Linked DNA regions of Mus musculus: region 2 is linked to region 1. The links are chromatin loops, found by intact Hi-C in ENCODE. Cell type or tissue: gastrocnemius. All regions are shown on one strand. Links, peaks and the distances in the headings refer to the core of each region. The heading gives the core; the rest is flanking DNA. Region 1 overlaps N4bp1 (NEDD4 binding protein 1). Region 2 overlaps Lonp2 (lon peptidase 2, peroxisomal).

Evidence for each region. Peaks named below come from ENCODE experiments on the same cell type or tissue, not always from the same donor. Only the 100,000 strongest peaks of a DNase experiment are listed, where the experiment ranks them.
Region 2: a loop joins it to region 1, with 3 times the contacts of the local background. A loop is called at or near these places in 13 of 42 quality-filtered maps.

Annotation. Positions count from the first base shown.
Region 1 is chr8:86,842,852-86,845,351 of GRCm38, reverse strand. N4bp1 (NEDD4 binding protein 1) reads left to right here. Exons shown (of 7, transcript NM_030563.2): 7 at 311-2,500. The coding sequence ends at 665. Among named protein-coding and RNA genes, the nearest start is that of Gm33877, 7.5 kb to the left of the region's middle. In gastrocnemius, for the core only: a CTCF peak has its summit at 1,211 (motif pointing right); DNase peaks (open chromatin) are centred at 565 and 1,256.
Region 2 is chr8:86,638,863-86,646,425 of GRCm38, reverse strand. Lonp2 (lon peptidase 2, peroxisomal) reads right to left here. Exons shown (of 15, transcript NM_025827.3): 7 at 4,626-4,884. Among named protein-coding and RNA genes, the nearest start is that of Lonp2, 19 kb to the right of the region's middle. In gastrocnemius, for the core only: a CTCF peak has its summit at 3,539; no DNase peak of the experiment used is centred there.

The sequences.
Region 1 (2,500 bases), core at 1-2,500:
CTTATCTCTGTGCCCAGGGAGAGGTGCCTCTCCTCAGCTCTGTAAGCTGGCCCTGCATACAACCCAACGAGTGTGACCAGCCCTAAGACAAAAGACTGGTAAGGCATTGTCAAATCCAGGGATGCTCGATCCCTTATGGTTCTGGAAATGGTACCAGATGCCCTATAGGCCACTCTTAGGGGGCTGATTTCACCACCCCATAGCTTTCTCCTCAGGCCTTCAGAAACCATGGAACTAGCATCTAGGCCTTCAGTGTTAGCCATAGGCGCTTTGAAAGGGTTTCTTACTGTCCCTCTCACTTCATCCACAGACACATGCAGCCGCTACTCAATGCCCTGCCAAGTGTGGGCACATTTGACCCTGGCTTCCGGAGTCCCAGCACGCAGGTAGCCAACAACAGCCACCAGCCTCCACCCCGGATCCAGACCTCTTCAAGCCCTTGGCTTCCCCAGCAGTCCCACTTCACAGCTCTGGCCACCCTTCCCAGTATGCAGCAGAACCCACCCCTGCCAGCACAGAGATCTTCTGCAGAGACCAGCGAGCTGAGGGAGGCGCTGCTAAAGATCTTCCCTGACTCTGAGCAAAAGCTGAAGATCGACCAGATCCTGGCAGCTCATCCGTACATGAAAGACCTGAATGCCCTGTCGGCCCTGGTGTTGGACTGACGGCTGGGCTGGAGCCCACTGATGCTGGGGAACTGCCAACCGTGGGATGGACCATAACGTGAAGAAGCCTTCCCGGAAAGCATTGCTGTGTTGTATAGAAAAAGGAGGGAAATGTTTTATGTATACAAAAGTCTGGGGTTTCAAAGCCAGCTTTTTTCTATATATAAATTATGCTGCTATTACAGACTTAACGTTTTCTGTAAAAGGAAAGTACTCTTTCTGCCTGTTCAGAACTGTTTAATAGCAGTTACTCTTGAGTGTATTTACAGTTTTATGTTTTTTAAACTATTTTCCTTAAAGCTGAAGAAAAAATGACAAATAAATATGGTTAGCCTTTCTAAATAAAATTTTAAAAAAAAATTAAGAAAAAAAAAGGAGTTGCTTCCTTAAGGAAAGCAAGACTTCTTAAAGTCTATTTTCTTGAGGTAATTTGTCCTGTTCACTAAACATGGCGTGTGCTCCCCTGCCTTCATCCCTAGAGTGGGCCTGCTCTGCTCTTGTGGGGCCTTCTCAGCGAGCCATTATGAGAGTGAAGAAGTGGAGCCACTAGATGGCATCTGACACCCGGGCTGTCACCAGTGGCCAGACAAAGTCAGACTGAGGAGCAGGTGGGAAGTCTTAGAGGACGTACAGCCCCAGCATGCTCCCTGACTGGCGTAGCTCCGTAGTGCACTCACCAGCCATGGCCGCCATGCTCCCACCCTGGCTCCACAGCTACCTTAGCCTCAGAAGACAAGGTAGGCACTGAAGCCTCTGGTGAGGAGACCCCCCCCCCCCCATGTGGCGTTTGTACAGCTTTGCCAAAAAGTTTTCTATTCTCAAGGATGACCCAAGCCAATAAATAGCATTAGTCCTTTCAGAAGGGCCTCAAAGCCCCTGCATTTCCCTTCTTTTGTCTACTTAGAGGTTTCTTAGCAGCAATTCCTGAGTCTTTCAGAACCAGTTATCTCAGTATTGTCTCTTCTCGGTGTAGCTTGAAGTCTGTGTCTGTGAACCCCCTCCTGGTCATTCTTAGTGTCTTGGCTCTCACCTGGACCTTCAAAGGGCTTTGTGTTCTCCATCCATGCAGTCTCCAGGCCCTTGTGGTTAAATTCACTGCCCTGTGGATTGTTGTTCTCCCGGTCCCGCAGGTAACCGTGGACTTGGTGCTGGTTTGTTATCCGTAGTGCAGGGACTGTGTAGATCACAGAATGCTGCCACCATGCCGTGTCTTGGTTCATTTGGTCCCTGCACCCATCAGGAGATGAACAGAGCCTTCTAGGTGGCCATACTTACGTGATCTCTCCTGAATTTGTTGATGATCCAGCCTGCTGGGAAGCTGTTTGTCATCTGTCCCTAGGGGGTTTCAGACCTGCAGGCTGTGTGAGTACAGAACAGAGACTTCTGGCCAGCCCCAGGAGTTGACCCACCACAGTCCCCCACCCAGTGCCTCAGCTTGGGAGCACAGCAAAGGTGCCAAGGTGGAGCTGTCTCCAGGGCTTCCTGGTGTGGTCAATCCCAGCCCAGCACTGCTGGGAACCAGGAGAGCCGGGAGTACTCCATAGCTGCCTCAGCCTGATGCTGGCCTGAGGAGCACAGGCTCTCAAAGGCCCTTCGGCTAGCCTGATCTTTGAGTTGTGTGCCTCTGTGTTCTTAGTATTGTTTCTGAGAGATACCTGCCCATTTCCCCTTGCCCCATATAGGAGGGAGGAAAAAGCTGGAGGAAACCAAAAGGCATTAATTACTTTGTAGATTATAATGTGAAATATAATTCTAGATTCTTTGTGAAATCTGTCACATTTAGGTATAACATTTACAGCCCAGTTATCCAGCCACTGAAGAAAGCTCACAACTTG
Region 2 (7,563 bases), core at 2,300-4,799, 200 kb after region 1:
TAGCTATGCTCTAAATCTGAAAAAGCGATGCGTTTTAAAGAGACTCGATGGTCTTTAGAGGAATAATGTGACTTAAATATATCATGTCTAAACAAAGTTGATTTTTACTCTTCTGGTAGTTATTTTTAAATCTTTATAAATAGAATCCGGACTTATCTAAAGGGCTGAATTACAAAATATAATTAGTTTTTAATCTTACATCAATTCTCCAAACACATAGAAACCATGTTTAGCACTGTGCCAAATAAACAAACAAACAGCATGAAGTAGTACAAAGAAGTACAAGATATACAATAAATCCTTGTCACAGCTCTTTACACACACATACACACACACACACACACACACACACACACACACTCTCTCTCTCTCACACAGGTTGACTGTTATATCCAAAATGTTTTGAGGACAGAAGTGGTTCGGGGTTTAATTTTTTTTCTTTCTGGTTTTATAATATTTGCATACATACATAATAGATGTCTTGGGACTGGTATCCATATCAACACAAAAGATTCACCTATATATCATACTCATATATAAGGCCCTCACACACACAGCTTATGGGCAATTTATACAATATTTCAAACCTTTAAATATCCATACATTATCCATACATTAAAAAATATTTTTATAATTTTATATGTATGGATAGTTTGCCTGAACGTATGTCTGAGTACTATATATATTTGCAATGCCTTAAGAGGCCAGAAGAGGACACCAGATCGCCTGGAACCAGAGTTATAGGCAGTTGTGAGCCAACATATGAGTTCTAGGAATCAAACACAAAGCCTCCGGAAGAGCAGTCAAGGCTCTTCACCACCCCTCGTCCTGTAAGAGCACCTATAGTTTGGCTGAGACCTGGTGTATGAAGTTAGGTGTATTGCGTCTCACTTGGGCATCATGTCAGCATCGAAAACTCTTGGTATTTTAGAGCACTCCAGATTTACAGATGGAGGATGCTCCATTTGTATTTATGCTATTTTCAGATGGGTTAAAAATGCCACAGACCTACATTGTTTAATCACTAAAAGGGCACAATAAATACCATATGGTTCATACAAGAAGAGAAAAATCATTACTGGTTGTATATATTAATCGGGGAAACCTAAACTTGGGCCTGCCTTTACTTCCTTTTCTCGTTGCTATGACAGGAACTTGACAAGAAACAAATTAAGAGAGGAAGGATTTATTTTCGGCTTACAGTTGGAGGTACAGACAGTCCAAAATGGTAAGGAAGGCATGGGAGCCGGAGTGTGAAACAGCTCATGACATTACATTCGCTGTCAGTAAGCAGAGAGACATCAATTGATCCATCGTTTTTATTCTATTTACATATTTATTTAGACAGGGTCTCATTATGTAGTTCTAGCTGTCCTGGAACTCACTTTGTAGACCAGGCCAGCCTCAAACTCACAGTAATCCGCCTGCCTCTGCCTCCTCAGCTCTGAGATTAAAGGCGTGCACCATCATGCTTGCCCCACTCTCTCCTTTTTATTCACTCTGAATGGTGATGCTCACATTTGGATTGAGTCTTTCTACAGAATTAACACAACCATGAAACTCCCTTGCACAAATACCCAGAGGCTTGTTTCCTATATGAGTTTAGATCTTGTCAAGTTAACAGTCAATATTAGACACCACGGTGGCTTACGATAAACCTCTTTTAGAAGGGTTATATGCAAAGGCAGGTGGTGAGGAGGATATGAGCACCAGAGTGTATCTACTGTACTTCAGTTAAAAAAAAAAAAAAGAACCTACTGACACATCTATTTTTGTTTTGTAGAGAAATAAATGGTTTATTTATAACTTTCCTATTTCAGTTACAGATGAAAATTTGTCAACAAAGAAGTCAGAGGATTTTCATCTCCTTTAAAATTGAGCCACTGATATCTTCCAACAACAGAACTTTATTATCTGTAAACGTAGGTAGCAAAATTATTTCAAAAAGTCAATATCAACAGTGATCTGAGATATATTGTAAGGATAAGTGTTATATTTAAACCAAAGAATAACTAATAAGAAACAGACTATGGGCTATGAGATAGCAAGACTGTTAAAGTGCTTGCTGGGCAAACAAGAAACCCTGAGTTCAGATCCCTAGAACCCATGTAATGCCAGATGATACAGTATTTGTCTGTCAGTTCAGCCTCAGAAAGTAGAGACAGATCACTGAAGCAAGCTAGCTAACGAAACTAGCAGAACCGGCAAGCTCTGCTTCAGGTTTGACAGAGATTCTGCCTCAGAGAATACGGTGGGAGGGAACTGAAAAAGACCTTTGACAACTGAAAGGAAAAGTATTGGCTCAGGACAGGGCAGGCAATCTGAGCCAAAGACAGATGACGGAGGACAAGGGAGAAGGGGATGGGAACAAGGGAGAGGGAGGAGGGATATTTGTTCTAGAGGACAAAGAACTGCCTCTGGATAGAGAGGAGACAGACATGGCACATAGGAAAATGATGGACTAAAAAGGTAAAAGGGGAAATCTCATATTAGGATGAGGTATTTCATTTTAATTGGACATGTTACTTAGGAGAGCCTAAGGGGGCTTTTGATTGCTAGACTTCAATACTTTCATAGCTGAACCTTGGAAATTAGCCTCACGAGGAGGAAGTGACCAAGTAAGGGAATAGACCTTGGTGGCTACCTTTAGGAATTTAATCTAATAGTTTTTAGCAAGGCTGAAGGAATGGGGGAAAGCCTGCCAGAGCCTGTCAGAGTGTCACGATCAAGCTGTCCAGAGTCCCTCAACAATCAACCTGGAGTATACACACATACATGCACATGTACACACATGCATATACAACACACACAGACATACATACACATAGAAAAAGAAAAACATCCAGATTTACATAAACACAATTTTATAAAATTCATCCCCTAGAATACTACTTCCTACTGGATTTCTGATAATTCATTTATTTAAACTCAAAAACTCAACAACAGGAATGGTGATTTTGTGACTTACAGGCAGAAAAACATGCTGAGATAAAAACTGCCTGAGTGAATTAACAGCTAAGTTTCACTTCATGCCTCCTTTAAGATGCAGAAAACAAAAGGCTCACCACTTTATTAGAGAACTGTAAAGCAAACCTTTCTTTCCCCTCTGTCTCCCTCCTACCTCTTCATTTTCCAACTACTAGAATACAGTCTTTGGTTGTTTTTAAAAGCCAGTCCCTGACTTACTGGCACCTTCCTGTTCTATAGACAGGTGCAGCTGGCAAATGGCGGGAAATCCATGCTTGGGAAAGTGGCGGCTAAGTGAGAGAGACAACACAAAGCAGCCACTTTTTCTTTTATTCTATCTGTTACTCCAGTTCAGACATTCTCATACATACAGACAAAACACCAATGCACATTAAAAACAAATTTAAAAAGGGAAATAATCCGAAATGACAGAGTCCAGATCAAGTCACTTGACTAGGGTAGGTCTCAGGAGTTTTGTCAAAATCAGATTTCAGCCCAAATTCTTTGTGGCTGGTCTGCAAATAAGGGTGTCTATTTCATTATGAAAGGGGACTACAGCCTCTAGTGGCACTCAGGAGAACAAGACAGTCTAGGCAACAACATGATCTGCAATTGCCAGGAGTGACCTAAATCAATCCCTCAGCCTGATGTGTTCCCTCATTCCTTGTTAGAATCTTTGCATGCTTTTTCAACGCGCATTCTTCACTTATGAACAAATAAAAGAGAATAGGCCTGCCTTTCTCTCTTGCTTGCTTGCTTTCTTGCTTGCCTGCTTTCTCTCTTTTTATTTAAAAACAGGGTCTTGTGTAGCACAGGGTGGTCTCAATCTCGGCATATAGCTATGGCTAGTCTGCTTCCACTTTCCAAGGGGTAGGATTATAGGCATGGGTCACCAGACCCAGAAAAGAACCATGTCTTGAAGAAGAGTTTTTCCCAGTTTCCCGTCATTACCTAAAGTCAGTGATCCCTGCTAGAAAGTCATTGGGAAAATGAATGAAAAACACCATATTCTTTCACTAGCAGCTCAGGGTTTCCGTGTTTCACACTCTCTGCATGCTAGGCTGTAACCCTGAGGTACACAGCAGCTTCCCCACACTTCTTACACATATACTCTAGGTGTGTGTTCTCACAGCCTGCAACTGCCACAGAGCCCTTTGGCCATATAGACCTAGGCTTCCCTAAAGCCTCTTCCAGTCAGGTCCACAGGGAGAACCACAAAACCAAACAGTGGAAAGGGAAACCATATCTGATTATAATAGTGTAGGTTGATCAAGTCTAACATACTTAGTCTATTTTTTTTTAAAACAGAAAGTGAGTGAACATGAAAGGGTGAGCTGTAATGGTTATGCTAAACTTTTCCATTAGTGCTGTCAGGTTTTCGTAAGAGAAAGACTACAGGCAGAATAAACTTACTCAAAGATTACTCACCTCCCCATATCTGCCCACAGAACTGCAATTATTCATTAAAACACTAAAAGAGTTATGGTTATTATTTAGGTAATGCTACTAGGTAAGTAGAAAGTCAACATAATATCCAATCACAAAGTAAGTTACAATTCCATAATTCCACTCAAGTAGGACCGTAGAAAGCCAAGGCACATACTAGTTAGTCCACTAAACAAATGTCAAAGTTAAAAGAGGCTGAAAGACTGTGTTACCTGTGCCCTCGAATGTCAGACTGGTCACACACACCCCCAAGTGCAATCCTGTGGAACTCCCGACCCAGAGTCTTGGCCACGGATCTCCCCACACTTGTTTTGCCTACTCCAGGCGGGCCAACAAAACAGAGGATTGGGCCCTTCAAGTTATTTTTCAGTTGTCTCACAGCCAAGTATTCCAAAACCCTCCTCTTCAGTTTTTCCATGGCATAATGGTCATTGTCCAGAAGAATCCGGGCTGCCCGAATGTCCAGGCGATCTGTCAAACAAGCCAATAGAAGTTATTTTAGCACTTGGAACTTGTAAGTAACAACACATTTGGATCACTCTATGTCTTCAAATGTATTATATTAACTAGGGACTTGGGTTTTTTGTTTGTTTTCCTTTTGTCAACTTGGCACAAGCTGAAGTCATCTAAGAGGAGGAACCCTCAACTGAGATGATGCTTTCATAAAATTGGACCATAGGCATGTCTGTGCTGCATTTTCTTGATTGATGTGGGAGACCCCGCTCCACCTCTCCTCAGCCAGTGGTCCCGAATGCTATAAGAAAGCAGGCTAAGCAAACTATAAGGAGCAAGTCAGTAGTAGCCCTCCTCCATGGCCTCTGCATCAATTCCTGACTTCCCTGGACTAACAGCTATAAAATAAATAAGCCCTTTCCTCCCCAAGCTGCGTTCAGTCATGAGCAATAGAAAAATAGCTAACATAGAATCCTTCATTTTGTTTGATTGTTCTATTTAAGATTTAGTGTCTCCAGAGACATCCACCCGTTAAAATCCCATTCTCAAATCACATCACTTGCAATGACTTTTTACATAAACATTATTTCTCTGGGGGATATAGTTTCTATATATTTTATTGTGCTGGAAGGTTTTCTTTGAAAAAGAAAGTGGGGTGGGTGGGTAATCAAGATGGCTCAGGGGATAAAAGCACTTGTTGCAACAAACCTGACAACCCAGAATCCACATAAATATGAAAGGAGGGAACCAACTCCACATAGTCATCTACTGACATCATTCTCCTCCCAGTAATGACAAAATTTGAAAGATTTAAAGAATATTTGTCTTATTTAGTAGTAGTATTATATATGCCCTACCCCCAATTCTTGACACTAATGAAATAGAAGAAAGCAGATACCTATGACCTCATTCTCATAACAGTTAGGATGTAATGTCTCAGGTGATGTGAGTGTGAGATTACACATGTATTTTTCAAAATGAGATTTTATGGAGTCTTCTGTAAAGTGCATTTCTTTTGTTCTCTCATTTAATCTGTTAAGGAATTTTCAATAGGAAATATACATCTCAGCAACACTTTGTGGGTACTTTATAGTTTATTATTCAATTATCCACACTCACTTAACCAATTTCCTATACTGAACTGCACTAAAAAACAGTTTAAAAGGTTCAAATGTAATAACCACATGGGTCGTTTTACTGAGACTACATAGATAATATAACATATGCAAATCAATAATGTAATATATTGCATTAGCTGAATGAAAGACAAATCTATACAGTCATCCCAATAAATGCAGAAAAGCACTAGACAAAATTCATTTTCTTTACATGATAAAAGTCAGCAAACATTGTGGTGGATGCTAATGACCAAGAAAGCAGGAGGCCAGAACTGACCCAGGTAAGGTACCCAGCCAGAGATGAGCAGCCCCACAGCACATGAGCAAAGAAGGGAAGCAGGGAGGAGGCTGGAGCTGACCCAGGATAAGGTGTCCAGCCTACTGAAAGGGAGCATATTTTTTCCTTGGGGTTGTGGCCACTGGTATGTTGCTCATGCTTCAGTGAATGGCCTCACACCTAAGTGCACATAAGCACTAAGCAGATTCACTGGGTTACACACTAATCTAAAAGTATAGGTCTGGCATAAGAACGGAATAGTTCAGAGTGCAGTACTAACCCAAACATATGGGTCAACTAACTTTCAATGAGGCCTTCAAGACTGCACTCTAGGGAGAGGATAGTCTCTTTGAACAAACACTGTGGGGAAACTGGAGAGTGCATGCACCTGAATGAAAACCCTAGAGCTGTTCTTGGCAATGGTAATTCTGAAATGACATCAGGAGTAAGTCATCAAAATCAAAATCAAGAGCTGGGTATGGTGTGCACGCCTGCAATTCCAGGATGCACGCTGGGGAAGGAGCACTGTCATGAATCTGAGGCCAGGTACAGCTTATGCATCATGACCCTGCTAAAACAAAGCAAACAAAAATCATCCTAGTCCTATCAGAATGGCTACTTAAAACAAAGCAGAGGAAGACAATAACCACCAAATTATAGCCAGACTTGTGGCACAAGCCTGTAATCTTAGTATTGCCCAATACAGGTGGAAGGCATGGGGATCCTCCTTAGCTATATAGTGAGTTCCAGGTCAAGCTGGCCTATGTGAGACCCCCCTCTCCAACAAATGATAAAACACATTATAACAAGTGATAGTGAAAATATGGAGAGACAGGAGCCCTCATATACTATTACAGGAATATGAATTGGTAACTTCAGAATTAAAACAGTACAAAGGTTTCTCAGCAATTAAAATTAAACCTACCATATGATTGAGCATTCCCCATTTCTGGGTATATGCTCAAATGATTGAAATCAGGACCTTGGAGAGTACCTATATGCTAACACAAGACGAAATGTGCTGTTATTCATAATATCCAAGAAATGGAAGCTGTTTAAATATCCACTGAGAGGAAATGAAGAAACGTGCTATATTCATGTAACTGCTATAAGTTAGCCTTTAAAAAAGCGATACAACAAAAGAAAACAAAGCCAGGGGATCTCGTGACTTTCAACACAGAGTGAGTTCTGAGAGAAATAAGCCAGAACAGACAGACCGCACGCTTCCACTTACTGCATGGGATTTACAACTCTCAGAAGCAGACAGAGTACAATGGTTGCCAGGGACTGGGCGAGGAAGGG